Regions from separate parts of the Homo sapiens genome. Here all the other regions are linked to region 3. Evidence: chromatin loops called from intact Hi-C (ENCODE). Cell type or tissue: CD4-positive, alpha-beta T cell. All regions are shown on one strand. Links, peaks and the distances in the headings refer to the core of each region. The heading gives the core; the rest is flanking DNA. Region 1 overlaps LOC124901750 (a long non-coding RNA gene). Region 2 overlaps CALD1 (caldesmon 1). Region 3 overlaps CALD1 (caldesmon 1).

Region 1 (10,275 bases), core at 1,847-6,846, 150 kb after region 3:
GCATCGTAAAACTATTTTGCAAATTTTTACTGCATGAAGTACATCCAGTAACTTTTAGCTCCATAAAAGGTGAATCCCAATGACAAATAATTATTAATGTTTTCCTTGTCTCTGCATGACTTTATGAGAAAATTTTCCACACATGGCCTTCATTGACTGGCCTTCGACCTGGTCAGACTTGTCATTTTTATCTTGATACATTTCTTATTGTAAGCATAATTATCCCATTCCCACTTGTGGGGCAGAGGAAAATAAATATAAACATAAACTCTGTCTCATACACATATACATATATACGTATAAAATTTATAAACCTGAAGGCAAGAAAGTTTAATTCATTAAAACTACTACAATATGTTACTGCCATAAGACAATGCATAACATGTCCACTTGTATTGGATAACTGATTTTCACCCCAGAAGAGAGCACAATGCTGACCATATACACCCAAGCCCTACCCAGCAATTTAATGGAGCGTGGTCTTTCCCATGTTAATAGAGGGTGTATACTTGCAATAGTTTACTTTTGGGTACATGCACAGGCCCAAATTCAGGGACAGATTATAGCAGACCTACATGATCTGTTCAAAGACACAACTGTAAGACATTCAAATATATACACAAGAGCGAAAATATATTTCAAGAGAGAAATGCTGTTTCTGGGTTTGAACTTAACCAAGCTCACCCAGTAGTAGAAGTCACTGTAGTGGTGGTCTCTAGTATGTTAAAATCTGGTGCATGTGAAATTTGAGTGTGTATTTATTATAATTTCTTTTTCTAAAGAGTTGAAGTATATATATCTCACAATGAAGCTAGAGTTTTGTATTTGTGGAATCTTTGCAACAAGGCATAGCCTTGCCCCATGGGTAACATATGGCAACTCATTGAAGGAAAGAAGCTGAGCCAACTAATAAGGAAAACGCAGCTGCTCCCCTACTAGGCAAAGGGAAACCACAGCTGGTATTGAGGTAGGAGACTGGCAGGACTTGTTTTCCAGACCAGATAGGAAACTGCCCAGAACCAGCAAGTGGCACCAAGAAAGCAACCTGTACTTGCCCTAGCTGCCCATCAGCATAAGACACTCCTGCCAGTGCCATGACAGTTTACAAATGTCATGGCAACACCCGGAAGTTATCACCCCTTTCCACCACAAAACCTGGAAGTTACCACCCATTTTCTAGAAATTTCTGAATGACCTATCCCTTAATTTGCATTTAATTAAAAATGAGTATAAATACTGCTAACCAACAGCCCATATGCTGCTCCTCTGAGCAAACTGCCTATGAGCTAGCTCTATTGTGCAAGGAGCAGTCACTGAGCAGTGACACTGCTGCTTCAATAAACCTGCTTTCTTCCACTGCCAGTTCACTCTTGAATTCTTTCCTGAGCAAAGCCAAGAACCTGCCTTGCATCAGTACTGGCATGCAGAGAGGCAGACAGGAGTGGCCTAAGATGAGAGCAAGGTGGGCAGAGTTAGGTCTTCTCGATGGAGAAGTGGACAAACTTGAAGAGGAGGGACCTGAAAGGACCAGGGAGAACCTGCCAGAGGAAGGACAAGTCGGCTGGGAGGTGAAGGAGCATGGGATCTATCTACAATATGGATCTGCATGTTCTTGGGGTACCATGCAGTTGGGCTGGAACTTCTTCCTCTCCTCTAAACCAACTGTATTAGGCCATTCTCACACTGCTATAAAGAAATACAATAATTTGGATAATTTAGAAAGAAAAGAGGTTTAATTGGCTCACGGTTTTGCAGGCTGTACAGGAAGCATGGCACTTGGAGGCCTCGGGAAACTTTCAATCACGGCAGAAGATAAAGGGGAAGCAGGCACATCTTCCATGCCTGGAGCAGGAGGAAGAGACAGAGGTGGGAGGTGGGAGGTTCTACACACTTTTAAACAACCAGATCTAGCAATAACTCACTCTCAGGAGAACAGCACCAAAGGGGAAATCCATCCCCCTGATCCCATCACCTCCCACCAGGCCCCACCTCCAACATTGGGGATTACAAGTTGACCTGAGATTTGGGCAGTGACACAGACCCAAACCGTATCACCAACCCTCCCCAGTTCAAGACACTTTTTCTCTCTGCAGTTTGGAGTCATCTGAAATCACACCAGTTCTATTTCCTTTTCTTAACTTCATGAGTTTGGGCGTGCATTTTCTAAGCTACTGTTCTGTGGACCATCATTCCACAGGAAAAAACCTGTTTCCCACCAGAGATTAATATTAAGCTGAACTAAAATCAATGAGTTTCTTTATTGAAGGATATCAAGCCTTTATTATACCAATTTGAGGGGGGAGAATTTCCTAGGGGGGATTTATTATGTCATGTTTTCCATACTAATTCAATTTAAAAAAATGTTTCTTTTTGTAGCATACCTGTTAATTTCTCCTGAAACTCATGTCCCACAAAACACAGTCTGAGAAATCCTGCTTAGTGTAAGGCGCTGCATGTCCCGGAGCCCCCAGCTTTCACTCACCAAGGCAGCAAGTCATTCCCAACCTTCCCCACAGTCAGAGGGAACTGCATGTTTGGGGGCATGTTTGGGGGCCATCCATGTTTCCAACTAGATCCCTTAAAAGGAAATTATTTACTATGGTTATTTTCCACAGCACCATCCAGGTGAGAAGGAATAGGGGCTAGGTCAGGTAAATTTGGATTAGAGTGGAAATTAACATGAAGTGTAGGTTCTAGGCAGGCATTAAATAGAACTACCAAAGGGGTGTCCACAGGGTGTCTAGGAAACGAGGAATGAAAAGTGAGAGAGAGGATTATGAACACCAATGTCACTTATTTCCTGATGCTGACTAGTTAGGAAGTAATTTGGGGAAATCACCAGAACTTCGTCTGTCAATATGAAAGGTGGATTTAAAGTTCCTTTTCTGTTTTTGTACCTTTACCCTTCTCCCAGGTTATATATATCTGAGTCCCTTGTATATTATAGACTGTCAATAAATCCTTGAATGAAAGAGGGAAGGAGTGAATGGGAATTGCGTTAGTTCAAATTATAAAACACATAAAGTTTATTTTCAGGCATGTTTTCCTCTTGGATTTTAACGACTTTCTTCTCTTCTTTCCCTCTATTATGTAAACCCCACTCGAAGGCACGCCTGATTCCGTCTTAGACTGCTGTTTTATTCAAGGGTAGTTTGTTATTTCAATATGGGTCAGATCTCAGCTAAAAGACTGACTCTCTGACCTTATGGTAGGAAGAATCCCTTTGAGCATCAAAGTCTCCGCAGAGCCCTGCAATTTTACCACAAAAGAGAAAACCCACTCTTGAGTTCTGAGGATGAACAAATGTAAAATGATGAATTGATAACCCACCATCTTTAGTGTCTACTTTAATTCTAGAAGACATTCCAGGGATTGTCCCAGGTGGGACATTTTCCCAGAGACACAACTCCAGTGTCTTGAGCAGGAGTGTGGCTGCTTTGTGGGTGACTACAGGGCATGCAATGCGTGTATCCAGTTGAAACCACAGGGAAGAATTCTGGTGGCCGGGATGTAATTACCCAGTAATCTGGGGCATTTGTCTTCCGGGTCCCATCTCTCCACCAGTCCATAATCAAAGCAGGGCATTATGACTGCGCCAAGACAGATTCCAGACTAAATATTTTAAAAAGAAGATATTGTTGGCTGGACCTCCAAGTGAGATAGTTGAGAGAGATGTCTGATGAAGCAAAAGGTTTGGAGGAAATGGTAAGAGATCTGTACTTGTTGCTTGATTTTAGAGTATGCTGAAAACGAGTACTCTAAGCATTGTTTCAAGAATTAAAAAGGGAGAATGACAACTAGAGCAGAATCTTGCCTCAAGCCTCTCTTGGGAATTTCTTTTTTTCCTCTTTCCCAACTTCCCTCCCTCCCTCCCTCCCTCCCTCTCTCCCTCCTTCCCTCCCTCTCTCCCTCCTTCCCTCCCTCCTTTCCTTCTTTCCTTCCTTCCTTTATTTGGTACCTATACACCAGGAACTGTGTTAAGGTTACAAAGATAAATGGGAGCTGGTTCCTGCTCTGAACGTGTCCAGTGATCCCTTTCTCTTCCCTCCTCCACCAACCTTGCCTGAGCCTTCATTGTCTCCATTTTAACTTTTCTGTATTTTTTCTACACTTTACATAACAGCCTGTATTAGTTATAGTTTTCCAGAGAAATAGAACCAATAGGATATATATGGAGAGAGACAGACAGAGACAGAGAGAGAGACACACACACACACACACACACACACACACACACACACACACACACATATATATATATATATATATAGAGAGAGAGAGAGAGAGAGAGAGAGAGAGAGAAGCTGAGGTTGATTTTAAGGAATTGGCTCACATGATTATGAGGGCTGGCCAGGCTGAAGTCTGCGCAGCAGGCAGACAGGCTGGAGACCAGGGAAGAGCTGGTGTTGCTGCTGAAGTCCAAAGTCGGTCTGAAGGCAGAATGTATTCCTCTTTAGGGGACCTCTGGTTTTTTTCCTTCTTAAGGCCTTTGTGATGAGGCCTAACCACATCCTGGAGGATAACTACTTTACTCTTAGTGTAATTTAAATGTGAATCACCTAAAAAATACCTTCACAGTGACATCTAGACTGGTGTTTGATCACATATCTGGGTGGCACGGCCTGCCCTAGTTGACACGTAAAACTCACATCACACAGTCCCTCTCACCACTGACACCAGCATCCTCCCTAGACTCTGTTTCTTCTCGGGATTCTTCTCTGTACCTTACCCCACCTGTCCTCCCAACCACTTCCCTCACCCTCACAGGAACCCCGAGGCAACAGTGACAGCAGCTGACATTTACTGAGCTCCTCCTGTTTGCCAGACACTGTGTCACATGCTTTGCACGGATTTCTTACTTAATTCTCACAACTCTTTGAAGTAAGCACTTTTGTTATCACCTTATCTCAGCCAGAGAGGTTCGAAACCTTGCCGGAGGGCTTAGAGCTAGAGTACAGTGGGGCAGGGATTCAGAAACCAGTCAGCCTGACACCAGCCTGGGGGGTTCACTGCTGGGCCACACTGGCACCCTTCACATGCAGGGTGGCCCCTATAGGAAGCCTCCTCCCCTTCCCTTCCCCCTCCCATTGAGACTGTGAAAATCCTCAAGCACGAGAGGGTGCAACTGCTGGTTCGGTTAACCCCATGGGACAACACAGGGAGCGTGACCTTGGCGGTGGCAGAGCATGCGGGTACCTCTATGGGATGCCCTGCCTAGAGCCCGTGCTCCCCTACAGAGCAGGGCAGGCAGGGAAGTACAACCCAGTGTTGCCCTGGGGAAAGGCTTCCTGAACCCTGTGGCCAGGCCACAGCAAAACCCACTGCCGTGAGGCACTCTACAGTCATTTACAATCATTCTGGAGTAGAAAATCAATGACATGGGGAAATGTTCATGATACACTAAATTAAAAAGCCGGTTCTGCCTGTAATCCCAGTGCTTTGGGAGGCTGAGGTGGGCGGATCACCTGAGATCAGGAGTTGGAGACCAGACTGGCCAATATGGTGAAACCCCACCTCTACTAAAAATACAAATATTAGCCAGGCATGGTGGTGGGTGCCTATAATCTCAGCTACTCAGGAGGCTGAGGCAGGAGAATCACTTGAACCCTGGAGGCAGATGTTGCAGTGAGCTGAGATTGCACCACTGCACTCCAGCCTGGTGACAGAGCGAGATTCCATCTCAAAAAAAAAAAAAAAAGCCAGTTTCTAGAAGTTTGTAAATATGAGCTCTCAAAGCATGTATTACACATATTACACATGTAAACATACATATAGATGTGTATAAATATATGTACATACATAGAAAAAAACTGAAACGCTAGGCTCAAAAATGAAGTAGGATTATGGGTGGTTATTACTTTAGTCTTTATGTTTTCCTGCATTTTCCAAATTTTCTACAAATAAATATATGTTGTAGAAATGTAAAAAATATTGTATTATTCTGCTGCAATTAAAAGACTGGTCACATAGGAAGACATTTTGATACTTAACTGTTTCTGGGCCATTTAATCCTGTACCAATCTATTGTTAAAAATTAATTCCTGGCCGGGAGCAGTGGCTCACGCCTGTAATCCCAGCACTTTGGGAGGCTGAGGCAGGCAGATCACGAGGTCAGGATTTCAAGATCAGCCTGGCCAACATAGTGAAACCCTGTCTCTACTAAAAATACAAAAAATTAACTGGGCATGGTGGCGGGTGCCTGTAATCCCAGCTACTTGGGAGGCTGAGGCAAGAGAATTGCTTGAACCTGGGAGGCAGAGGTTGCAGTGAGCCAAGATCGAGCCATTGCACACCAGCCTGGGCGACAATGCCAGACTCTGTCTCAAAAAAATAAAATAAATAATAATAATAATTCCTGGAAATACAGGGCTCAAAAAATCCATATTGAAATTATTGGTTACAGATGGGATGTCAGTCCCTAAAGAGATAAGGTGGCCAGCCTGGGAGGGAGCATCAGCTCTCCCAAGAGGAAAATAATCCAACAAAGGTGTTTGGCTTAATGTCAAGAATTTCCATTGCAAAAATATTTTCCATTCTTTAAACAGAGCCTAATCCAAAAGAAACTTCAGATGCCCATGATGGTACTTTCCATTTTAAATCTCCACCTCCCGCTTATTTCGGTCTCAATAGCATTCTTGTGCTTTGTGAATGGTAAAGAAAAAGCTGGAAATTGTAAAGGTCTTTTTCAAATTGTCACCCATTTTATTAATCCCTCAAGTTGTAGTGGTGTGACTGAGTTTTTAAGCAGCATTCCAGGACTAATAAAACAAATAAGAGCTGTCTACTTTGCAAAGAGAAAAACTTATTCCAATTAACTTTCATGGATCCAAAAGCTTGTAAATCTTGATGTTATTTTCACAGGCTATGTATATGCCTTTAAATAACAATAATAAATAATCATACCATGTATCATATTATTTATACATTATCCCATTTATGCTCAAAATGTTCCCAAGACTCTGTATAACTTCTGTGGCATGAAGAAACCAAGGCCTCAAGCTGTTAAGTTGTTTGCCCAAGTACTCACAGCTGGCAAATAAGAAAGCCAGAACGTCTGCCTCCAAACAGAGTGTACTATCCACCTCACACTATCTCCTTCACATCTTAGAAGGTGGCTTGAGGTTGTGGAAACAGCCATAAGTCATTCAGACCAAGGTCTCATAAATTAAAGGGGTCATTCAACCAATGGCTGTCAGTGAAGAGTATTGAATGTGCACCGTAGTCAATGTATGATTCTATTTGGGGAGATGATCAGATGAATGGTCCCTACTGTTACCAAATTGAGTAATGGTATTTGGTCAAAAAATGATATGGGGTGGGGGGTGAAAAGGAGGTGGGGATGGTTAATGGGTACAAAAAAATAGGAAGAATGAATAATTTGATAGCAAAATAGGGTGACTATAGTCAATAATAATTTAACTGCACATTTTAAAATAACTAAAGGAAGATATAATTGGATTGTTTATAACACAAATGATAAATGCTTGAGGGGATGGATACTCCATTCTCCATGATGTGGTTGTTACACATTGCATACCTGTATCAAAACATCTCATGTACCCTATAAATATATACACCTACTATGAACCCACACAAATTTAAAATAAAATTTGAAATTAGAAAAAAATGAGGTGCCACTTTTAATATAATGAGACTGTGTGTGTGTGCATGTTGTAAACCTACTCCAAAGGCCTTAATTAGCACCTACGCCCTTGAAGGCACTGGGGACATTTTAGATATTGGGCAATGTGTGATTATCCTCACAAAAGAGGCTAGTTTCAGACTGATTTCACAATGCATGTTTGGTCACATTATGAAAAGTAGTCTGAAAAACTGAAAATGCTGCTTTTGTGTATTGATTTATTAACTTGTTAGTCAGGACACATGACTGTCAAAACCTTACCTATCATTAATACTTTCAGAGTCAAACTAAGGATTGACATTCAGGCACTATAAATCTCATATTTCATTTGCCCTCTGTATCCTTTTAAAATATATTACCTTTGGTTTGGAGTGATTTGAGGGTTTTCTTTTTTTAATTGGTGTTGCTATCTGTCTATCTATCTATCTATCTATCTATCTATCTATCTATCATCTATCATCTATCTATATGTCTATCTATCTCTGTAACTATATATTAGTTAGGAGCTATTTTCTTTTTTCTTTGAGATAGAGTTTTGCTCTTGTTGCCCAGGCTGGAGTGCAATGGTGCCATCTTGGCTCACCGCAACCTCCGCCTCCCGGGTTCAAGTGATTCTCCTGCCTCCTGAGTAGCTGGGATTACAGGCATGCGCCACCACATCTGGCTAATTTTTGTATTTTTAGTAGAGACAGTGTTTCTCCATGTTGTTCAGGCTGGTCTCGAACTCCCGACCTCAGGTGATCTGCCCACCTCAGCTTCCCAAAGTGCTGGGATTACAGGTGTGAGCCACCATGCCCAGCCTAGGGGCTGTTTTCTAAAAAATTGATATCTGAATCCTTCCTGTCCAGATCTTCATAATGTTACATTCTAGATCACTTATTTTTTGTGTGACTTTTCCTAGGAGCACTTGGTAATGTTGCCTTAAATATTACACTTGAAACAGAAAATTCACTAGGCCTCTAGTAAATATCAGGATGCTGATAGGCTAAGATCAAATTAGATGGTGTGGTATAGACCAAGTAGAAATGACTCTTCTGTATCAATTAACATATGTGATTCTTTGATAGTCCCTAGAAATAGGCCTTTTAATGTAGAGTAACTAGTAAATTTTACGCTAGAGTCCTTAAAAATAAAAAAGATTGCAAAAAACCAGTCATAATTCTTGATGGTATGATTCACTAACTTCTACCCTTCTGTATTTTGAACTTCTAAATCCAGGCCATATAGCAGTGTTTCCCAAACTTGTCTGTAATGAAGTTTTTACTGGTTCACAGAGCAGTTAGAAAAATTAACACATAGAGTAAATATAATAAATAAATGTATAAATGTATTCATGAATTGGGATGTGCTAGTTAAGCTAAATAATAATGCACCTCTAATATATAACCCTCAAATCTCAATTGTTTAACACAATAAAGGGTTATTTTGCAGTTCTATCACAGTCCATGAACGTGAGGACTGCTCCGGTGGTCATTCTGGGACCTGCACTCCTTCCATTCAGGGGCTCTGCCATCTTCTAGAACCTGGGAAGGGAGGGTAGAGAGGACACACGTGCACCTAGCCACCTGGCCCGGAGGAAGCATGCATCCCTTCTGCACTCCATTGCTAAGAACTAGTCACATGGCCCCACCTAAATGAAGGCGGGGGGTGAAAAAATGCAGTCCAGCAGCTTATGCTCAAAGGAAAGTATGCAGACATTAGCCAAAACCTAGCTGGAATATGCCACAAGGTTAAGGCTACCTATCATCCTTTCTTGGAAAGGAGGCTCTTTTATCCTTAGTCTATGTTTTTATCCTCCTTTTGTTAATGTGGAAAAAGTCCTTTCTTTTGTGGAAAACTGCAGCCTCAACTTGGGCTCAAGAGATCCTCCCGCCTTAGCCACCTGAGTAGCTAGGACTTCAGGCACACACCACCAGGCCCTGCTAATTTTTTTGCGTGTTTGTTTTTTGTACAAATGGAGTCTCGCTATGTTGCCCAGGCTTGGTCTTTAGCCCCTGGCCTCAAGTGATCCTCCCACTTTGGCCTCCCAAGTATTTGGATTACAGCAAAAACCAGGGTGCCTGGTCCCTAATTTTAAAATGAATTCAAAATACTAGAACCACTGGCTTACAGAACACTCAAATATTAGAAAGCTACTGCTTGAATTTACTGACTCACTTCATAAAACTACTTCTAACTTTGAATGGTATAGCATTTGGCCACAGGTACTCTTTGAAATTGCAAAATATTTTTCTGCTATTTCTTTCTAGAGACTCCAACAGCTACATAAGTGCAGGAGAACCAAAAACAAAACAAAGCCCTTTTTTTCATTGTTCGGTTGGCAGGAATAATTCATTGTTTGGTTGGTAGAAATAATCACATCATTCTAGTATTCTAGTATTCTCCACTCATCAAAACCATGTGCTCCCCCAAGGGATCTGGACACATTACCAGGAAAGTGGATCCCATTGGAATTTAACATCAAATGTTGCAACTTTAGTAAAATTATATTTGCAAAAGCTTTTCTAATAAATATAACTGTGCTTCAGAAGAATGGTCAACAGTGGAAGCAGCTGTTACTACTGGACGCTTTTTAGCCGTGTTACTGTCCTCTGCTTACCTGGATCTGTTAGGATGGTCTTTCCCTATCATTA
Region 2 (10,275 bases), core at 4,598-9,597, 73 kb before region 3:
GTCAACGTAGATATCCTATTCCTGACACTTTTGTCTAAGGAACAAAGGAATTATCACACCCTAACATCATTTACTACATGTAAAGAATGGTACAGTGTTTCTAGCTGTGAAACAAGAGGAAGAATAAAACAAGAAATGGGCTCAAGAAATACACTGTGCAATATTGATTTTATAATATATATATGTATATTATATATCATGCTTTTTAAACACTGAAGTAGTTCTGAATATCCTGTGTCCTCCAGAACAATAATTTTCAAGCTGCAGACCAGAAAATCAATTTAGTAGATTGTAATCAACATTTAAAAAAAAAAAAAACAGAAAATATCAGAGTGCACTGCATAGAGCAAAACAAAGTACCATTTCTTGACACACTTGTTTCAGTTATAAAAATATATACAGGTGTGTACTGGGTCATTATGTAAAATTTATTTCTTACTAAGGGCTTAGGTTAAAAAATTTAGAACTATTGGTCTAGGCTCATGCCAGTTACAGGTAAACTTTTATTTTGAACTCAAACAAGGTTAAAGGGTCCCTCAAAACCTTGCTGTCAAAGGCTCTTTCAGGGTCTTCTAGGTTCACAGGCCTGTGACTCCTCTCTCAGTCAATTTAGGGTCTTTCCTTCCAAAAATGAGTTTGCTCTCTCTTTGTGTTCATCATATTACTGTACAGGAACTGGACCGGCAAAACACATGCCTATAGAAACATCTATGGATTCCACTAGGTGTCACTCAGTCTTCATTTTGGACAATCAAAATGTCCGTCATTAGGGACTGGCTAAATAAGTCCTAATACATCCATCCAGTAGAATCTAATATCATTAATTATAGGCTTATATTTATTGGCATAGAAAGCAAGCTATGACACATTCTTATGCACAGTGCAAGAATCAATGTAAAATTATAAGTATACTCACACACGTATATACTACATATAAATATACACACGTGTGTGCATTTATCTTGAATATTATATACATAGATAAATATCTGGAAAAAGTGTTACTGCTAGTTATCTTTGGGTGGTGGGTGCTTATTTTTATTCTTCTATTTTCTGAGCGTTTTTATAATGAGTATTTTTTTCTATAATCGGAAAAAATCTTTTAATTTCTACCTTCAAAAATAAAAAATCAAAAAACCATTTTGCACTTTCTATAAAACCCTTGGTATAATTTGCATCGCTATATCTTGCTCATTGAATTGAGATTTTTATGTCATGTTTTAGAGAAAACGAGTTACAAGAAAATGCAGATATCAAAGGGAACAGTAATTAAATCACACATAAGCAGCTATGCTCAAAACAGGAGCAAAAGTTTTGTTCACACCACCTCTGCCTATGTGCATGACCTCAGCATTAGGGTGCCACTTAATGTGGAAATCGTTCCATAAAGTTCTTTCTCCCCGCACCCCACCCCCACCACCCTACCCCCGTCCTTGGCTTCCTTAGGTGTAAGTCAAGATGAGTATCAGGCCTTTGACCATTAAGAACACAGCTTGTTTTCAGTGAAGCTGGTAGGTACTAAACTTACCTAAATAGAGGCTAGGCGGATACTCTCTTCCTCTCTCCTCATTTTATATGTATATGGAGCAAAACTATACTTCTCTACTTCAATCAGCGTGAACTTCTAATTGAAACTAAAACTCACATACGTTGGTGGCTAAACAAAAATAAATAATATGGTAGCAGCTTGTTCCTGTATTTTTTTTTCCTGCCCAAAATAGAAAAATTAAGGCCAGAGTCACACGTAAGTGTTCTTAGCACTTAACTTGTCACCATCTCTTGTGACTATTCCTTTCTTCGAATTACCCAGCTTTTTGGATTTCTACACAATAGGCATGTTAATTATTAATTTGAGCTTTGAAGCTTGTTGGCAAGTTTGCTAATTGTTAAACAGACTTTTTTCTACTGACAGATTTTCTTAAACGTTATTTCTCTTAACAAAAAACTTATACCTTAAAAGAACCTTATGTTTACAAGACATCTTTTAAACTATTAAAAAATAGTAATATTAGGTAATATTCATTGAACACTTTTCATGAACCTAACACTATTCTAGGGCTTTAAAACATTAAACTACAGACACTTCAGCAAGTTTTAGACTCAACTTACCAACCTGAATCAACTCGCTTTGTAGATTTTCTATGAATGTTCAATAAACTTAATTTTCACATCTATTCTCTTGGCAATCCCAAGTAATATCTATAGATTCTACCTTTCTTACACCTTCATCATTTTATTTAGATCTTTTATGTACACCTTTTCTTCTGTGAGCTTTAGGTTCTCCTTTGGATAAATATGAATAGGTTTCTGCTTAAATTTACGTACAAAAAAATTGTTTTGGGGCAACCGTATTTATCCATCTTAGCCTCTTGGATGAGACTGAAATATCCATCCCTAGTAGCTCCGCCTGCTTTTGAATATTACAAAGGCTTTGGTGTGAGGAGCATGTCAGATTTCTCCCTCAAACCTGCTTGATGACTTTCTTATTTGAAGTGTTCAGAAAAACAGGGTCACTAGGCAAGCCTGCAGCCAAGGAACAAGCCCGGGGAAATCCACATTGCAGGGACCCAAGACTCCTCTCCGGCACATCTGGCACAGCAACCAGTGACAAAACAGAGGTTGGAATTTGGCCCCAGTGGTTGGAGAGAGTGTTTTGTGGGGAAGGAGCACAGGAATCACGTAGCCAGCCCAGTGTCTGCACCTCAAGTTCTTCTACAAAATTGGTAGAGAGCTCTCAGGATTCGACTGTATTTAGAAATGAGGATTTACCTGAATATACTGGTCTCGTCTGTCTGATAATCAGTTGCCCAGATTTTCAGTTTGATGGGGTAAGGGATTATGTTGAGGGGAAAGCTCAAGCTATACAAGAGAGTTTTTCCAAACTGTATAAAATAGAGCAGTAGGTCCATACCTCTCACTCCCTCTTAGAGACTTCCAATGAAAATGAACATGAAGGGCTCTCAAAGTCATGTGGTAAAGAAATCTGAGGAATTTAGCTTAATCCAGTGTTTCCCAAGTATTTCGCCACAAAACAATCTTAGTCTTATGCAATATTTATTTACAACCTTTAGAAAATGCATTCTTGAAAATGGTACTGAGAAAGGTCTCTTAGGAAGGTGGTCAGACCATATAGAGAATCATTGAATGACATGAATCCCAGTTATAATGTTTTCTAATACACTAATCTCACAAAAGGTCAGTGAACAAAAACATGGATGCCAAGCATGATCTGCCTTTCAAAATAATGGGAAAAGCAGACTAAGCCCTGTCTGAGCGATGACTGCTGGTCTTCTGTTAGTGATATAAGAACTGGACCTGCTGACTGAGTATCTCTAAGACAATGGCTAATGACCTCACAACAAAAGCATGCTGCCTGCTTAGCACGTTTCTGTCTGGAAGCACAGGATGGGAAGACTGACTTTTTTTTTTTTTTCTTTGCATGTGAACACAGTTTCTATTAACTAGTTGCTACTTCTTACCTGAAAGTATTCTCAGTATGTTTAAGTTTGTGGGTCATGAATTCTCCATTCTGCGACTTAACTTCTGTAAATCCCTTCTTTCGATCCATGAAGCTCTTAACTTCTTCTTTGGGTTCTTTGTCCTTTTTAATCTTTTCATCTTTGATCTAACCAACAGTACATATCAGGAAGAAACAGAACAAGAAAAATCTTATTAGGTTTTGGTTGGTATCATCAAGTAAGACCCAAAATTGTTAGGAAGGCAGAAAACTCAGAAAGAAACCACTCAGATGTGGTAGAGTTGGAATCAGGTGAAATTCTTAGAGAATGAGCTATGGTCCTTTAGCCTGTGAACAAACACCTTTACCACAATTTTAAGAAGGTAAGATCATCCCTGATCTCACTGAGGTTTTTATTTTCAAGAGCAGTGGTAGTACTATTGTTTGGAAACCACTAAGTTCTGGGAACTTCATGTAAAAGTAGCTGTTTGCAGTTCCCACTGGGAAGAGCAATTATTAGGATGGCTTTGATGGAAGAATGACCACGTTGCTTAGACAGGTTTCTTCCTGGATGGTGAGAGAATCTGTGAGAGAGACACAAATGGGAAAGAAAGAAAAGGAAACCTATCAGTTTAGCTAGATCTGCCAAACCAACTCTGGCGAAGACCAGTATTTTAATCAACTGAGTAAATTATGTCCCAAGGATGGGACATTTACTAACCCTACCTTTAGTAGGAGGATCCAAAGATATGTGGGGTCTGTGAGAACATGTCTGTAGTCATCTAAACCATTAAAGTTAGAATGGAATAGGAAAAATTCCAGGGTTTACCTTGATTTCCATTGTCAATAAAAATTTAGTTCTCTGGAAGTAGTTTTGTGGTTGTGGTGGGAGACATAGGAAGATGATATATGGAGGGCAGGTGTTAGCTTTCATATTTTGTGCGTTTTGTGTTTCTTTCAGTAAGTGAGACAGATTATTTAAAAGTATACTGAATTTACATAGCTTTTTGTGGGGGAGGGGGTAAAGGAATTCAAATCACTTCACTTATATCATCTCATCCATTCTTAAAAGATGAGTGTGAAAACAGGTGAGGTGCATTCACGATGGTTCTTTTCAAGACAGTTACAAACCATGAGCATTCTAAAGAAATCCAGAGGAAAGGTAGGCCATAAGAACTCAGGACTTTAGGTGTTGTGGCCTAGGAGGTTCTATCCTGACCTGATCACTCACCTCTTCTCACCTATTCTTCAGATACTCTGTGAAGATTTACTCCTAAAGTGCATTTTTTTTTTTAAGAGACAGAGTCTTGCTCTGTTGCCCAGGCTGGAGTGCAGTGGTGCGATCTCAGCTCACTGCAGCTTCCACCTCCCGGGTTCAAGGGATTCTCCCGCCTTAGCATCCTGAGTAGCTGGGATTACAGGCATGCAACACCACACCCAGATAATTTTTGTATTTTTTAGTAGAGAATGGGTTTCACCTTGTTGGCCAGGCTGGTCTCAAACTCCTGACCTCAAGTGATCTGCCCACCTCGGCCTCCCAAAGTGCTGGGATTACAGGTGTGAGCCACTGCACCTGGCCTAAAGTGCATGTTTTACAAAGCAGAGCACAGTTTTTTGCTCTTTATTGATAAGTTTTAAGTCATTTGATTGTCTTCTTTGGGTATTATCTGATTAATTACTAGGGATTCACTTCTATGCTGCCCTAATTAGTTAAGACTTCAATCTTTCACCATGGGGTATATACCTAGGATGTCCCTCGGACACACTGAAAATGGGGGCTGTACTTTGCCATTCTCTGCAAGAGCTTTGTCTGTAAATCAGGAAACCTGACTTTTGGCTCCAGTGCTGACAACAAACTAGTTGTGTTACTTGGACAAATCACTTGACTGCTCTGGGATGCTGGTCCCAAGTACGTGAAAAAATGCGGTTGGACCAGATGATTCCTTCCGAATTTTTCATCCTGTCATTTCCCTCTTGGGTCCTCATGGGTCATGAGAGGCTACAGAAAAAAGGAGCAAGCTCATAGCCTGAATGACAGCTTCACTGTGGCTCCCTGATGGCTGTCCTTGCCCAAGAATATATCAGTATTCACTGGACAGGAAGGAGGAAACAAAATATATTCTCATTTTGGCCTATTGTTGTTAGACTTAGCCCCAGAAACCATGGACTGGAGTTTATGTTCTAGTTAAGAAGCATCTGTGGCTCCAAATGTGAGGGAAACCCATTTTAGGGATAACCATGAAATAAATTCCGAGTAGGAGCTCACGGTCTGTGGAGCACTACGCATGGAGACATTCCCTTTAACTCATTTATCCTATGTTGCAGTCAGAAAAATTTCCATTCTCCCCAAATGTATTATATCTGATTTACTGGTCCCAAAAGTGTTTAAAATAGATTTGTAAGATGATACATGTCTAACAGAAAAAAAATCCCCCCTTTTTTCAAGCTCTGCCTTTATTGGCAAAGGCTATAGTGGATGGCAGGCTTATATTCTTTTTGGAAAACCTTAGAAACCTTGTCAATGTAATAATGACGATTTGAGTTCAACTGAAAATTATTTTCTCTTTCTGGGAAATGAATAAATAAAGTAATTCCGTAGAGCCTTTACATTTTTTTTTAGATGTTATGGCAGATTTAACCCAAACTCATGGGATTCTGAGCCCCCTGGGAAAGGCATTAGATCTTATAGGTCAGACTGTTACCATGGAGAACGTCCGTGCTGAAGGATTAATAGATAGCCGGGTATCCTGAAAAAGTTTGTGTGCTTCATACACAGATAACATTAGCATACTCATAAAAAAGGCTCTGGCCAAATGGGATCATTTGGGTTTTGAAACTCTAGATATTTGGGATATCCAGTGGAATAATACATGGGGATGAGGTGGGGGATGGGAATTCAAATGACAGGCCCTTGTGCCAGAGAGACACTCAGAAAGTCAAGCAAGCAAGAACTGAGATGTGTCTCGAGCATATTTTGCATTATTTGGTTCCAGAATAGCAACAAGAGCTGGGTGTAGCTACTGTTTCTCAGGCTGGGTTTTACGTGCTTTTGTTAGCTTCATAAGCCCCAAATCCTTTCCTGGGTTCAATTTCTATAACATGGACGTCTTCTAGACTCCTCGCTACTACTGCAAGTTTGGTCCACGGACAACATGGACCTCATGGAATCAGATTCTGCATTTAATAAGACTGCCAGGTGATTTGCATGCACACTAATGTTTGGGCAGGATTGATCCGCATGACACGAACATCACTTTTAATACCTCAGGAGCAGCTCGGCTAGAAACTCTGTTTTCCTGTTAGAGGCCAGAAAAGAAAGAAAATAGCTCCTGCATGAAGAACCAAAAAGAGACTTTTTATGATTGGAGAGGAGAGAAAAAAGCTAAATTAAGTTTCAGTGTTGGTGATCGTCTGCAACTCATTGCCACAGTTAAACTGCAGTGGAGAAAGGTTTTATTTTGTGTGTTTTTTAAGACATTGGAGTGATTTCTGGAAATGTTTTCTTTAAGAAGGCTCACGTGATGTTTGTGTTTACTTGTGGTTGCCCTATCCTATGCTGCATAAATCCTTGAAAGGAAAGGTTTTAGTTAGTTGCTTTCTTTCTTCTTCTTTTTTTTTTTTTTGTACAAAAAGGAAAAAAAAATAGGAAGAGGTTGTTTAAAATGGCTGAATCATGTAAACATGATTTAAAGCTGTCTACATAAAGAAACAACACAACTAGCTGGAAAGGGGAAAACCTAGTCTTTCGAGCAGCAGGTTATGTACACAGTATTAAAAAAGGAATATAGATTGGGGTTGTTTTCTTTTTTTAAAAAAACCAGTTTGAGTAGCTTATCTGGCCTTGTGTCAAAAACAAGCCAAAAGTTTTGGAACTGGCTGGAATGTGCTGAGGGGCAACTTGGGAAAACGGCAGGGCTCACTCATTCCTGGGAGTATCTGATTGACACAGAGGACGCTGTTGAACTGGGGCCTTATCTGAAAAGAGACAAAAGGATCATCCGAGTGGCAACTGATGGGCCCTTCTAGTTCTCAGACACTCTACATAGGTATAGAAAGCTTTGGTCAGTAAAAACAAATTAGTGAACTGAATGAAATTTTAAATATAGAATCCAGTGTTTTCTACAGCCTCCCTTCCCCCATGTGTTTAATTACTGAGTCATCATTTCATGCCCACTTCTTTCTATAAAGACATTCACCAAGAAACATTACAAGAACCCATGTGGGACATATTTCTGAGTTTAGTTCTGAGGTAACTTTCATTTTTCTTTTTTGTAAATGAATTTGTAGGTATTTGGTCACCAAATGAAAAGTATTTCCCAACATGTTCAATGAATGATTTCCTTGACTGCCTCATGAGAGCTAAATTCAGTTTTCCTGTTATTAACATTTACACTTTCTCCTTCCTTTACATGGCCTGTGCTCACATTCAATTTTCACTTCCAAACCACCACAACTTCTATTAGAAACAGAGGAACATACATCTTAACAGAAATGTAATATGTAACATGAACTAGGGGTTTTCATTTTTCACGTGAAATTGACAAAACGTATTTAAGAAAATAACCCACCCCCTATTTAATCTGGCCATGTTTTCTAAATATGGATTTCTCTGTTTAAGATTTTGAATTTTCTTAATAGATGCCATAGTTTTCTTAATAGATGGGTTGGAGCATGTTGGCTACAAATCACTTCACCAGTCTCATAGGCGAAGAACTTCGGGTCTTCCTACTTCAAATAATTCAGTTTCACCACATCCTAATAAGTATTGTGAACTTATTCGATATAGTCACAATTTTTAAGATTATTTGGGGCAAACACAGCATGAGAGTTGAAGTGCAATCAAGTGTTCTGATGTGGTGTTCTGATTACTGTCAAACCCCGTGCCATTCTATCTGTATAGCTCCTTGTTCACTTACCTACAGTCAAATACCCTGGCACCCGCTCCTGTGTGTGCCTCAGAAATGCAATGCAGAACATTTGGCCAAACTTTTCTTTTGAAAACCAAATATCATCTTCAGTTCACCATATTTTCTACTGAGATGTGTGTGGGTGTTTTTCCTTTGAAAAGTTAAAGCATTAATCAAGGCCAGTTGGAAATATTTCATGATTGAAATGAAAGTAGAATGGCTCAAGGAAAAAAAATTAGCATTCAGAAGAATAGAAAACAGGATAAATTGATTCCAGCAGTGTTTTTCAAGCCTTTTTGATGACGTCCCACAGAAAAAAAGACAATTTACCTGACAATGCAATACTTACTACCTACAATGCCCTCTGATGGCTTCTATCCATTTCATTTTTTAAAAAATGCTGACTGATACATTTAATTAATTTTGAGACACTCTAAGCTGATCTCACTATTCAGTGGACTGTGAGTCATGGCTTGAAATACACTGGATATGAGGTTACAATTTTGAGATCATCAGACCTGAGATATCTTGGAACACTGACTGCTTTTTCTGTTGCTTTACGATCATTACTTTTCAATCATATTTACCTCTTCTTTTTTGAAGGTAGGCTTGTCTTCTTGGAGCTTTTCTCTTTTAGCTTGCACTTTAGTTCCCTTCTCTTCTCCCTTTTTATTTTCAAGAATGGTAAGGTCACACAAGTAAAAGAAGCCCTTTCTAGTTTACAAGAGTGACAGGGTGCTCGGATCGCCTTGCAAGTGCTGCGTGGGATGGCTTCTCTTCTGCCGTCTCAGCGCTCACAGCACAGTGGTTCTAAACAGCAAGGTGGGATATTTTCTTCCCACCCCAACATCTTCTCGTGTGCCTGCCATTGCGCTCACTGAAATCTAGCATGATGTGGCACTCCTCGTGTGTTTACAAACCTCGTGTGTGGTTTGGTGCACTTTGCTCATGGTCTCAATTTTAGCTGTGTTCATGAGCCTCTTGTACAGAAGCAGGAGTTAAAGATACCTTCAGTGCAATGCAGGCTTAGTGACAGAGAATTTGCTCTGGAAAGGTGAATGTGAAAGCATCTCTTTTTTTCTTTTTTTAGGAGTGGTGGTGGTGGTGTGGTGGTGATTAGGTACAGTGCTTTCAATGCAGTCTTGCAGACAGAAAAAAAATCTTTCTCAAAGCTTACAAACATTTCCCCCCTACTATTTCCACCCTTCCTCAGGCCACATGAATTTGTGTCACCCAGATAATAAAGAAGCAGCATGTATGCTCTTAATTACCAGTCAAATATAAATCAATACTACCCTAAATTAATGGCTTTCTGCAAGTCTACATTAAGCTGAGGTCTACATGTTGGCAAATCAGGGTTTTGACTTTTTTTTTTAAGGAAAGTTTCCAACCAGTTCCTTTCCCCCTCTTTATTACCAGTTAATTTCCAGGGGTTTGTTTTTGCCTTTTTGTTGTTGTTGTTGTTTTTGTTGTTGAGATGGAGTCTCTCCCTGTTGCCCAGTGGAGTGCAGTGGCACAATCTCAGCTCATTGCAACCTCTGCCTCCCAGGTTCAAGTGATTCTCCTGCCTCAGCCTCCTGAGTAGCTGGGATTACAGACATGTGCCGGTACACCCAGCTAATTTTGTATTTTTAGTAGAGATGGGGTTTCACCATGTTGGCCAGGATGGTCTCGATCTCCTGACCTTGTGATCCACCCACCTCAGCCTCCCAAAGTGCTGGGATTACAGGTGTGAGCCACTGTACCCAGCCTGTTTTTGCCTTCTTAAGATGAAATGTCTGACCATTATTCTTCATGTCTCTTTCCCACCCCAGCTTTTATCATTTTTTTAATTCAACGTCAAACCCATGAGTGAGGTAAGGAGTTATGGGCCTCTTGCCTCATGCAGACCTATGGATAGAGGAAAGATAA
Region 3 (10,275 bases), core at 3,547-8,546:
AGCAGAACTAGAAGGCTCACCTTGAAACATGGAAAGGTAAACTTAGTACAAGTATAAGGAATTATGTAAGTACTACTCTTAAGAAGAAAGAAAGAGCGAGAGAGAGAGAGAGAGAGGAAGGAAGGAAATGAATGGAAGCAAGAAAGAAAGGAAGGAAAGAAGAAATAAAAAACAGAAAAGAAAACAATATAATATCCCAAAAGAAGTAATACAGACAGAAATATAAATTAAACAAGGTTAGGATTAATTTGTGTAAGTTTATTTTAGGTTATTCAGGGTACATAACTAAGACTTACTGTGTACATTCCTTTTACATCTGACATTAAAAGAAGAGAAATTCTTCCACACAAAACAAAAAAGTCAAAGGAACGAACCACGTAGCCGTGCGGTCAATTCTTAAGCAAAGTCCTGAACCTGAAGAAACTGGGTTTATTCACTCTAATGACAGTATGGCTCTAACCACAGCACTTTAGTTCTGTCACACCTCTGTCAATGATTCCCTGACCCCCTGTTCACGTGGAAAGGAAAGAAGCTGACAATGGCAATCTAGCCTGATGCCCAGTGTCTACATCCTCAGTCCTGAGCCTCTCTAGCCACAACTCTATCAGGTCTGCCCCTACACCCTGGCCTGTCTGCTTCCTGATTCTGTTACACTTTGGTTTCCTAGCATGCTGTGAGGTATATAAAGGCAAGAACCATGTCTACTTCTTTACCACCATTATTTTTCCCATCCTGGCACACTTAAACCTGGTTAGTGCTTAATAAATAGTTGTTGGATGAAGATATTTTGTAGACTATCATGAGAACCTGAGGTGAAATAACACAGCATTGGAAGGAATAAGAGGTGTGGTTCACTGAGCCCGGCCACTGCCCGCAAGACTTCCATGTCCACCATGTCCACTCAACATTGGGCCTCATACTCTCCCTGGTTCTCCCCCATCTCCCTGGTACGTTGTCTTCTTTGATGGCTTCCATTATACCTTGATGACCGCTCACTTTTTCTACACTTGCTTTTTTGGGAATATCCCCTCAGCTTTTGTACTAGCACCACCATACTGTGTCTGCCCAAATTTATTACTCTAATAATAATTTCTCTCCCTTTTTGAACAAAGAGTGAAATTTCCTATCTCCACATGCCTGCAGGAAATCCCCTTTTGGATGTGGTTTCTACCTGAAATTAAACACTGCTCCTCTCTGACGATTCAAGAAGGAAATCCTCCATTTAGGACAAAGCAGAGACTTTCCTTCCAGCTCCTCAGATGTATATTCTTTGGAACCGTCTATAAGTTCTTTGCTCTCCTAAAAGGTTTGCTAATTCTCCCTCTGTAAAGACTCTCATATTTGATCTTTCTTCATTTCCATACTCACTGACCTGATTCAGGCCCTCATTACCATACTATCTCTTCCAGTGCTGGTATCCCCATATTCTAGTCCACTGTAGATAAGTTTCTCCAGCATAGTGTCATCGCACATAACTCCCTTGTTAAGTCTCTGTCTATTCCTTGTATGGCAAATAGGAACAGCCAAGATATACCAGTCCAATCCATTTTCCCTTAAACACTCAACAGGTTTCTTGCACCAGGATTCTTATTTCCACTTCTGCACTTTTGCCGGTGTCATTCCTTCACCTAGACAGGCTCCGTTTCCCTCTTCATTGCCATCATTACCTCCTCCATGGCTCACCTCCACCAAGAAACTTTCTCTGACTAGTTCCATTGCAGGATAATGACTACCTTTCCTTCTCTTGGCATGATTGTTTAGCTCTGGCTATGCTGCTATGCTATTTCTTGTTTGGCTAGTGATAATGGTTAATAATAATAATAGCTATCATTTATGAAAAACTATCATTTATGAAAAACTACTATGTGCTAGGTACCTGACTAGGCTATTTATGAAGCTCAATAATCTTCCCAACAATCACACAGGCTATGTAGATATTATGCCTGTTTTATATATAAGGCAACTATGGCTTAAAGAGAAATCATTTGCTCAGGGCCACACAGCTTGCAAATGGCAGAGCTAGGATTTGAACCAACAGAATGCAGGTACCATCCATAGTGCCTTGTGGACATGTTTAGTCAGTTCATGAATGCCAGCTGACTCTGGCCCAGTTCATCATAGGCAGTTATTTTATCTTTTGCTTTTGCATTCTCCATGCAAATAAGTAGAACATAAGAACAATACTTTTCATTATAGGTGTAAGTTTCCAGTTTTGTGCTGTGGTATCGTTAAAGTGTCATTTTTCATCTGAGCATTGGAGTTACTGGGAAAAAAATCGATTTGATTTTAAGGTCATTGTTTAACATTTTTCTCTCTGTGAATGCCTAACCTGCTTTCTCAAAAGAACATCTGATTTAAGTCGCATCAAATACCACACTGTCCTTTGTTCTGAGGCCTAAAATGTTAAAATATGTATTTATGCCCCAGGTTTTATATGCCAATGCTTTATCTCCCCAATTTGACCTCATAGCCACCACTGTAGAGGCCTCACACGACATTAACAGCTTCCAGTTACACCCAGAATCTCCTCGGTAACATAGCCCGTTATTAACCTGTACTATGCAGATCCCTAGAGTTGGATACTTTTCTAATAAGAATGAAAATTTTTCACAAGATTCATCCAGGGCTTTTTGCCTTTATATTTTTTAGATTGAAGACTCTCATGTCCTAAGTGGTTCCAATATTCAATACTTGACATTTTTTTGTCATTTCTTATTATATAAGCTTTTTAAACCTTCATTCACACATTACTTTTGTCATTTAAAACATTCCAATGTGAAAGGTATTGATTAAATGCAATTATCAATATGCAGTTATCAATTGATTCCTCTCAAATCTCTCTTTTTCTTGATTCTTGTTTGTTTTCCTTTTTTAAATGCTTAATTTAGAGTCTTAGCAGAAAAATTTTCCATAACTACTTTTGCGAACAGTTTGGTGTGCGATATGACCACATTTGGCCTCTCAAAAGGATGGTCTTTGAGGCCTGAAACCAAGGTTGTTAATAAGGGAATACAAGTATTTTTCACCCTAGATCCTTACCTTTCTGCTTCGAGTCGCATCTCCTCCCTCTTTTGCCTTCTAAGTTCTCTGCGACGCTCAAAATCATCCATGGTGTGATTTCAGGTTCAGGGAGACCAGATGATGTCTGGACCTGAAAGAGAGGAGGTAGAGTCAATATCATTGATAACTCAGTGTGTTACTTCTCCTGAGTTACTATGGGCCCTCTTTCCCATTTGTCATTCTCCTGATTTTTCTTTACTCTTAGAAAGCTGATAAGGTAGCCAGTGATCAATTTCTGACTCCTGAGCCGAGTTAAATTCAGTCTCATTCATGAATCTCCTAGAGACAAATAAGTAAGATCCCAAGATTATTTATTCTTTAAAAAAGACCTCCGGAGACAGAGAGGTTTTGAAGACTTGAAATATTGGTAGAATCACTTGAAATTCTAATGAATGATTTTGCTCTTTGTAACTTTCTGAACCCCAGACCAAAGTTATGAAAAAGTGAACAAAGGAGGAGGAAAACAGGAATGACAAACAGAAAAGAAAAGTGGCAAGAAGAGGTATTTGTAGGAACTAGGAGAAAAGTGAAAGCGAGAAATAAAATAATACAGTGTCTAGGCATATAATGTGCATATTCTCAAAGAAGCATCAGGATTTTAATAAAGACTGCAGCAGTAACATCATGAATAAACATCATGAAGCAACATTTTTAAAAGCAGTTAAGTGGTGATCAAGCTGTTTTCCAAGCTCTAAAATCACTGCTTTTCTACAGATGTAACCCAACCATTTTACCCTTTCCTACCTCCTCTGTGATGGTTTTAATTCCGGAAAGACCTTCCCCTTCCAGCTCTTTAAATGAGGAGCCCGTTTCCCCTGCGTTTCTGTGCCATGGAGTCAAGTATTCCAGAATTCCCCTGCAGCCCCCAAACCCAAAATGACTACCAGAAAGGGGGAAGCGGGCTCTTTTTGTCCTTGCTTTGTTTACAGAGCTGTCAGTGGTTAGTTAAACTCAGCCTGGAATCTGGCATTTAAGGCCTGCTTGAAGATTGTTTCCTGTGCGGAATGGGAGGCCTCCACTTCCTCTGGAATCCTAGACTCTCTGCTGCGCTCGAATCACAGAAATATTTTCCAGCCCTTTATGTGCACATGAGACGAGCCATTTGCCCTGTGTGAAAAAATAAGGAGCTGTACAAAACCTAAAGCCATCACACCTGAAGGCATCTTTGTTTGAAGGAGCAAAAAACAAAACTTAGATTTTGAAGCCAAGTTCAGAAACCTTCTTAAATAAATTGTCCAATTATTTTATTTTCAAAGGTTTTTTCCCCTCTAAAAAAACCCCACAAAAACAAAAATAAAAGTTCAGCCAACAAAAGCAAAACTATACAATGTTTGAATTTTTCCCCTTTTTTATCCTCTAGGGTATTATTAATGCTGCTTATAAATCTTTAGAAATTCAAATCTTGGTGTTTATTTGGGGTTTTAAATTTTTGATGTTTATCTATCTTACTCTTACCAAGAGTACTTCCCTAGGCTTTGCTAGTTATGAAGGAAACAACCCATTTTCCTTCTTATTATTTCATCGACCATAAAGAAATTTTTCTACACTTTCCAATCTAGTCTGTAATTATCTGAATGGAAAAAGAAAAAGTGATTTGAGAGTTCCCTAAGAGGGCATCCCAGGGCCCTTCTCCCTGGGGTAGGCTCCTGTTCTGACCACAGGGCAGGAGTGTGTGAGGACAGCCCTGTGGGCAGTAGGGTCTAAACTCCTGGACTCGAATGCCAGGTGCAGTGGGAGGGTAGACTCTTCTCTTCCTTCCATGTGGTCTTTTGTTGCATATAAAGTGCCTCTTGAATAACTATAGCAATAGCAAACAGACATGGGAAAAAGAGGTCCGTCTATAAGCAAACAATTTTACCTTTTAAAATTTATCCAAGTAGCTTGAAGAGCATCCTCTAAGCCTCTGTCTGGTTTTTGCTCCTACCTCATCAAATTTAAGTAGTCATTCTGGCTGTTTGTCAGCAACAGTGGTTCTCAGCCTATACCTCTGGTAGAGGTGCTAATGAGCAGTGAAATGAATATCTCCAAGCAGGCTGGAGATGCACATGGTCTGCAGAGCCGGGCAGTGTCTTGGAATACTTAAAAGGGAAGTGAAACTAACATCGTGAGGTCAGTTTGGCTGACCATCCTCACTGGCTCTTAACCCACGCAAATTCTTTTTCTCCTACCCATTCTCTTCTCCCACTCCTCACCTTCTCTTGCTTACTTGAGCACTTTTTCTTTCCCAGCCATAGAAAAACTACCTGCCATTTGAATGCTGCTGAGTATACATGTGGGGGCACCCAGAGGGAGAGAGAGAGCGTGTGCCATTTCCTACAGACCAGTGCTTTTCTAGGTGAGGCTTTGTGCACACGAGTGGGTGTAGCTTAGAGGAAAGCACAAAACCACATCTGTGTACCATGTGGTATGACTCTCGGTGGTGTGTGTGTCTTGTGTGGGGGAGAGAAGCTGTATGTGTTTATGAAAATGGCTCTCGGTATCAACCCAGGATGGGGCTGGAGATCCTCCTTCATCCCTGCACCCTTATATCACAGAGCTTTTCAGCCCTTCTCTAGCATCTTTCCTTTGTAAGAGGAGACATGTCTAGGTAGAATGGTAAGTGATTTTCTTTTTCTCTTCTACGTCCCCAGTCCCCAGGCAGTAATCCCTCATTTCCTGCCCTACCCCTACTCAGTGCTGAATTCTTTTCAGCAACATTGGTTAGGAAACAAACTCTCAACCAATGAAGGGATGAAAAGTCAAGACAGGGTGATTCCATCAGTCGTGAGGCTCTGGGTGTCACAAATAGAGTAGTGTGAAAGAGCTAAGTATTGATGTTAGTGACAGATGATGCGTTCTCGGAGAGTTTTATGAAAATCTAAATTTTTGTGCTGGAGGAGGGACTGTGGTCATGCTATTGAAAAATTTACTGAGGTGACTTCTTTTGTAAAGAGGGGAAAAACAAAAACCTTAACAGAGGCAGATGTCATTACCTATGGATATGTCTGTGTTTTCAATATGGATTCTCATAGATAGGATTTTCTTTTAAAACAGGGCATGCCTAAACTGCCATGATTAAGAAATAAGTCAGTGTTAAAGGTTTCAGGCCAGATGCAGTGGCTCATGCCTGTAATCCCAGCACTTTGGGAGGCCAAGGTGGGTGGATCACTTGAGGTCAGGAGTTCGAGACCAGCCTGGCCAACACGGTGAAACCCCATCTTTACTAAACACACAAAAAATTAGCTGGGTGTGATGGCAGGTGCCTATAATCCTAGCTACTCAGGAGGCTGAGGCAGGAGAATCACTTGAACTCGTGAGGTGGAGGTTGCAGTGAGCTGAGATTGAGCCGCTTCACTCCAGTCTGAGCGACAGAGCGAGACTCCATCTCAAAAAAAAAAAAGGAAAGAAAAAAGATTTCAAATCACCAAACACACTGCCCTTCCTTTTTTTTTTTTTTGAGATGGAGTTTCACTCTTGTCACCCAGGCTGGAGTGCAATGGCGCGATCTCGGCTCACTGCAGCCTTTGCCTCCCAGGTTCGAGAAATTCTCCTGCTTCAGCCTCCTGAGTACCTGGGATTACAGGTGTATACCGCCACACCCGGCTAATTTTTATTTTTAGTAGAGACGGGGTTTCACCGTGTTGGCCAGGCTGGTCTCTAACTCCTGACCTCAGGTGATCCTCCCCTCGGCCTCCCAAAGTGCTGGGATTACAGGCATGAGCCACCGCACCCAGCCTGCCCTTCTTTTTGAACAAAGCCACGAGCCTGCGGCCCAGGGGATTGGCATGATGTGACGAGAGGCGTGTCCTGCATCTTACCACCACGCCAGGGCTTCCGGGACTTTCCTCTCTTTCCTTTCCTTCCTCCTTGCTTTTTTTTCTCTGCCTCTTTTCAAAGGCAGAATATTGAGTGGTATTTCTTCTGACATTAAAAAAAATTTTCTCTTTCTTTGTGACTTTTTTTTCTTCTCTGTCTCCCACCCTGTGTCGGAAATGAAAGTATATTTATATTTATTAAAATCAATTTATGGCTCGTTTCCTTTAAAAATTTAGTTCAATAGCTGATGTGCATCTTTCAACCAAGAAATGTATTATGTTTTATATTCTTTTTTGCTGTTTTTCTTTTTCCCTCTATGGGCATGTAGCCCTCACTATAGATATTTCCTGTGATGCCTTTATAAGGGGAACTAGTAAGTTTCTGCTTTTGTTTGGGTCAGTGTTGGTGGCAGATAAGCCATTTTAGGTGTGTGTGGGTATGCTCACCTGTGTCACCTGTGCATGAGCACGTGTGTAAATGCAGTCAAGGCAGGAGATGTTTGTGAGCAGGTGGCTAACCCAGCACTCAACACTTAGGGACAAGGCCATGTGGAAGAAGCTAAGTCTTATCTACTTTTTGGGCAGTGCCAGTATTGATCTTGGAATGCAAGAAGAATAAAATCTGTTGTGTCAGGGGCACTGAATAAGTTAATGCAGCATCCAAAAGGAACTAACATTTATTGAATATGTACTATGTGGCAGGCTGTTTTTTAAGCCTTTAACATTTTTAATGAATAGACTTATTTCTTAGAGCAGAAAAAAAGCGAATAGAGAGTACAGAGTTTCCATATATTCCCCCCTCCCCAACTCCTGCCCACATTTTCTCCTGCATTTGGAGATAGAGTCTTTGCAGATGTAGTCAAGATGAGGTGATTAGGGTGGTCCCTTATCCAATATGATGGTGTCCTTATGAAAAGGGGAAATTTGGCACAGAGACAGACAAACACAGAGGGGAGATAATGTGAAGACATGGTGAGATGCCATGAGAAAATGGAGACAAGGAAGACCTAAGGCCACCAGAAAGCTGAGAAAGAGAAATGGGACAAACCCTTCCCCAGTGCCTTCAGAGGGAGCCTGGCCATGCTGACACCTCCATTTCAAACTTCAACTCTCCGTAACAGTGGGACAAGAAATTACTGTTATTATAGACCAACTAGTGTGTGGTACTTTGTTATGGCAGCCCTAGGAAACTTAGGAACATCTTGCAGTAGTGTGGTACATTTGTTCCAATTGACAAACCAGTATTCATGCATTATGATTAACTAAAGTTCATAGTTTACATTAAGGTTCACTCTTTGTTGCACAGTTTCATAGGTTTCACCAAATACCGAATGTCATGTATTCACCATAGTAGCATCATACAGAATAGCTTCACTGCCCTAAAAACCCCACCTGCTCCACTCATTTATCCCTTCCCTCTCCTTACTCCAAAACCCTGGCAATCACTGATGTTTTTATGTCTCTACAGCTTTGAGTTTTCCAGAATATCATATAGTTGGAATCATACAGTATGTCTGTAGCCTTTTCTGATTGGCTTATTCCACTTAACAACACACATTTAAGTTTCCTTCAAGTCTTTTCATGGCTGATAGCTCTGCTGGGCCATTAAAATATAAGTAATTTTACTTTATCTGGGTAACAGATCTGTGAGGTAGCTAGTATAATCCCCATTTTATGGAATTTCAAAGTGCATACACTTAACCACTATAATAGGACTAATCCACTATTTCTCTCTAGGATTTGTTTCCCATTTCAGGGAACAAACAAGAGTGCCCCAAAGAAGTTCTGAGAGGACTATTATCAGTGATTGCCACATTGATTCATTGGATCATATAACCTTAGGTAAGAAATAATCCTAAAAATTACCTATGCCTTCGGTTTACAACCTGTTTGGTTTAAATCATAGAATTATCAAGTCACAAAAGATCTCAATTGAATTAGCCTTCCAAATGCTTATTTCATCTCTGTTAATTTATTGTTAGTGCTTTGTAAAATTCGTAACTCAGGATGGCTGTATCCTCGACAGCATCATTGCATACTTTTCTTCAATATCTTAGTTTCTTCTCTTATATTGTACCTTCTTCATTACACATCTTCCTCCTCTAACCCACTGTATCCTCATTCACAACATCATCATTTCTCTGCTCTCGCAAGGAACTCTAGTCTTGGAACACTCAAAACCATTATTAGACAGGTCCTCTCTGACTAGCCATCATTTTGCACCCACTGTAAATTTCATGATTCAGCTACTTCAGTGAGGCCTCACAAAAACATTTATACAATCAATATACAATAAATATTTACCGCACAGCTACTATGTGCCAGGTACTGTTCTCGACACTGGGGTATAACAGTGAACAAGACAGAAAAGGTCTTTGCCTTCCTGGAATTGATAGTTTAGACTTTCTTGCTTCTTTAAAGTTCCACCAGGCTTGTCACACCCATCTTCAACCTTGAATCACACCTATCACCTGCTTTCTGTTTTGTGTTCTTGAGATTCAGTGCTTTGTGGGAGAAAGGGAGCATGTCGTGTATATCCTAAAGATTTGCATTCATTTCAGTTGGGCCATCGCTGCAACTCAGTGATGTTTCTCTTCATCCTACAGGTATTGGGTGATTTCTGGGTACAACATACTCCAGCAGATTTCCTACCTCTGATCTGCAATGATCATCGCTTACCTTGACCCTTTAACTGTTTTCCTTCACAAACCCTTGGCAAATAGTGACCTGGAATGAGACCTAGGAGACTGAGACTGAAGCTCTATGAGCTTTGTTTCTCTATAAAGTGAGCTGGTTGGAGAGATAATATTCAAAGTTTCATCTTACGCCACATAATAATACTATGGCTGTATACCTGCTTGAGCCAGCAAAGCTGGAGGTATCACACATGACATATCCATGCTTCTTCCTCCTTCCCAGACATAAATGTGTTGAGTATCTAAGTCTGTTCTCATTTAATTTTTTGATCTAGAAACCATTAACCTTCCTTTCAAGCTGATCATACCACAGCATCCTACATAAAAATATTTTATCACCTCTCAAATATGTCTTACAACTTTCTACCTCTACATTTTTACTCATTCTTTTTAATCTACATCTTCACTATCCATATTTTTATTCAATCATGAATTTCATGCTCAAATTTTACTTCCCTCATGATACCCTTTCCTGAGAACCCTAGCTTAAAAGCGACAATTCCCTCCTTGAATATCTATAATTCATGTTGATAATCAATAACACACTGTCAGCTACAGCTCATCAATTGTTCTCTTTAGCTAGTCTTTAAATATTTGTATTAGTATTTTACTTTCCATATGCTTTTGTTCTTAAGGCCACTTATGAAAAGATATAGTCTTTAAAAAAATTTTTCCACAATTGAGACAGAGTAGGCACTCAGAAATTGTAGCCAATTTGAGCCACT

What was found. Peaks named below come from ENCODE experiments on the same cell type or tissue, not always from the same donor. Only the 100,000 strongest peaks of a DNase experiment are listed, where the experiment ranks them.
Region 1: it touches region 3 in a loop (9-fold over the local background); 3 of 110 quality-filtered maps call a loop at or near these places.
Region 2: it touches region 3 in a loop (2.0-fold over the local background); 11 of 110 quality-filtered maps call a loop at or near these places.

Annotation. Positions count from the first base shown.
Region 1 is chr7:134,705,656-134,715,930 of GRCh38, reverse strand. The region is part of intron 1 of LOC124901750 (a long non-coding RNA gene); the gene reads left to right. It also overlaps a transcript of CALD1 not described here. Among named protein-coding and RNA genes, the nearest start is that of BPGM, 64 kb to the right of the region's middle. In CD4-positive, alpha-beta T cell, for the core only: no CTCF peak of the experiment used is centred there; a DNase peak (open chromatin) is centred at 4,700; H3K27ac peaks cover 1,121 bases.
Region 2 is chr7:134,934,442-134,944,716 of GRCh38, reverse strand. It overlaps CALD1 (caldesmon 1), which reads right to left. Exons shown (of 15, transcript NM_033138.4): 6 at 8,952-9,029; 7 at 3,480-3,625. Among named protein-coding and RNA genes, the nearest start is that of AGBL3, 47 kb to the left of the region's middle. RefSeq lists a silencer at 6,603-6,808. In CD4-positive, alpha-beta T cell, for the core only: no CTCF peak of the experiment used is centred there; no DNase peak of the experiment used is centred there.
Region 3 is chr7:134,860,569-134,870,843 of GRCh38, reverse strand. CALD1 (caldesmon 1) reads right to left here. Exons shown (of 15, transcript NM_033138.4): 3 at 3,040-3,151. The coding sequence starts at 3,110. Among named protein-coding and RNA genes, the nearest start is that of CALD1, 86 kb to the right of the region's middle. In CD4-positive, alpha-beta T cell, for the core only: no CTCF peak of the experiment used is centred there; DNase peaks (open chromatin) are centred at 5,423 and 5,753; H3K4me3 peaks cover 1,226 bases; H3K27ac peaks cover 904 bases.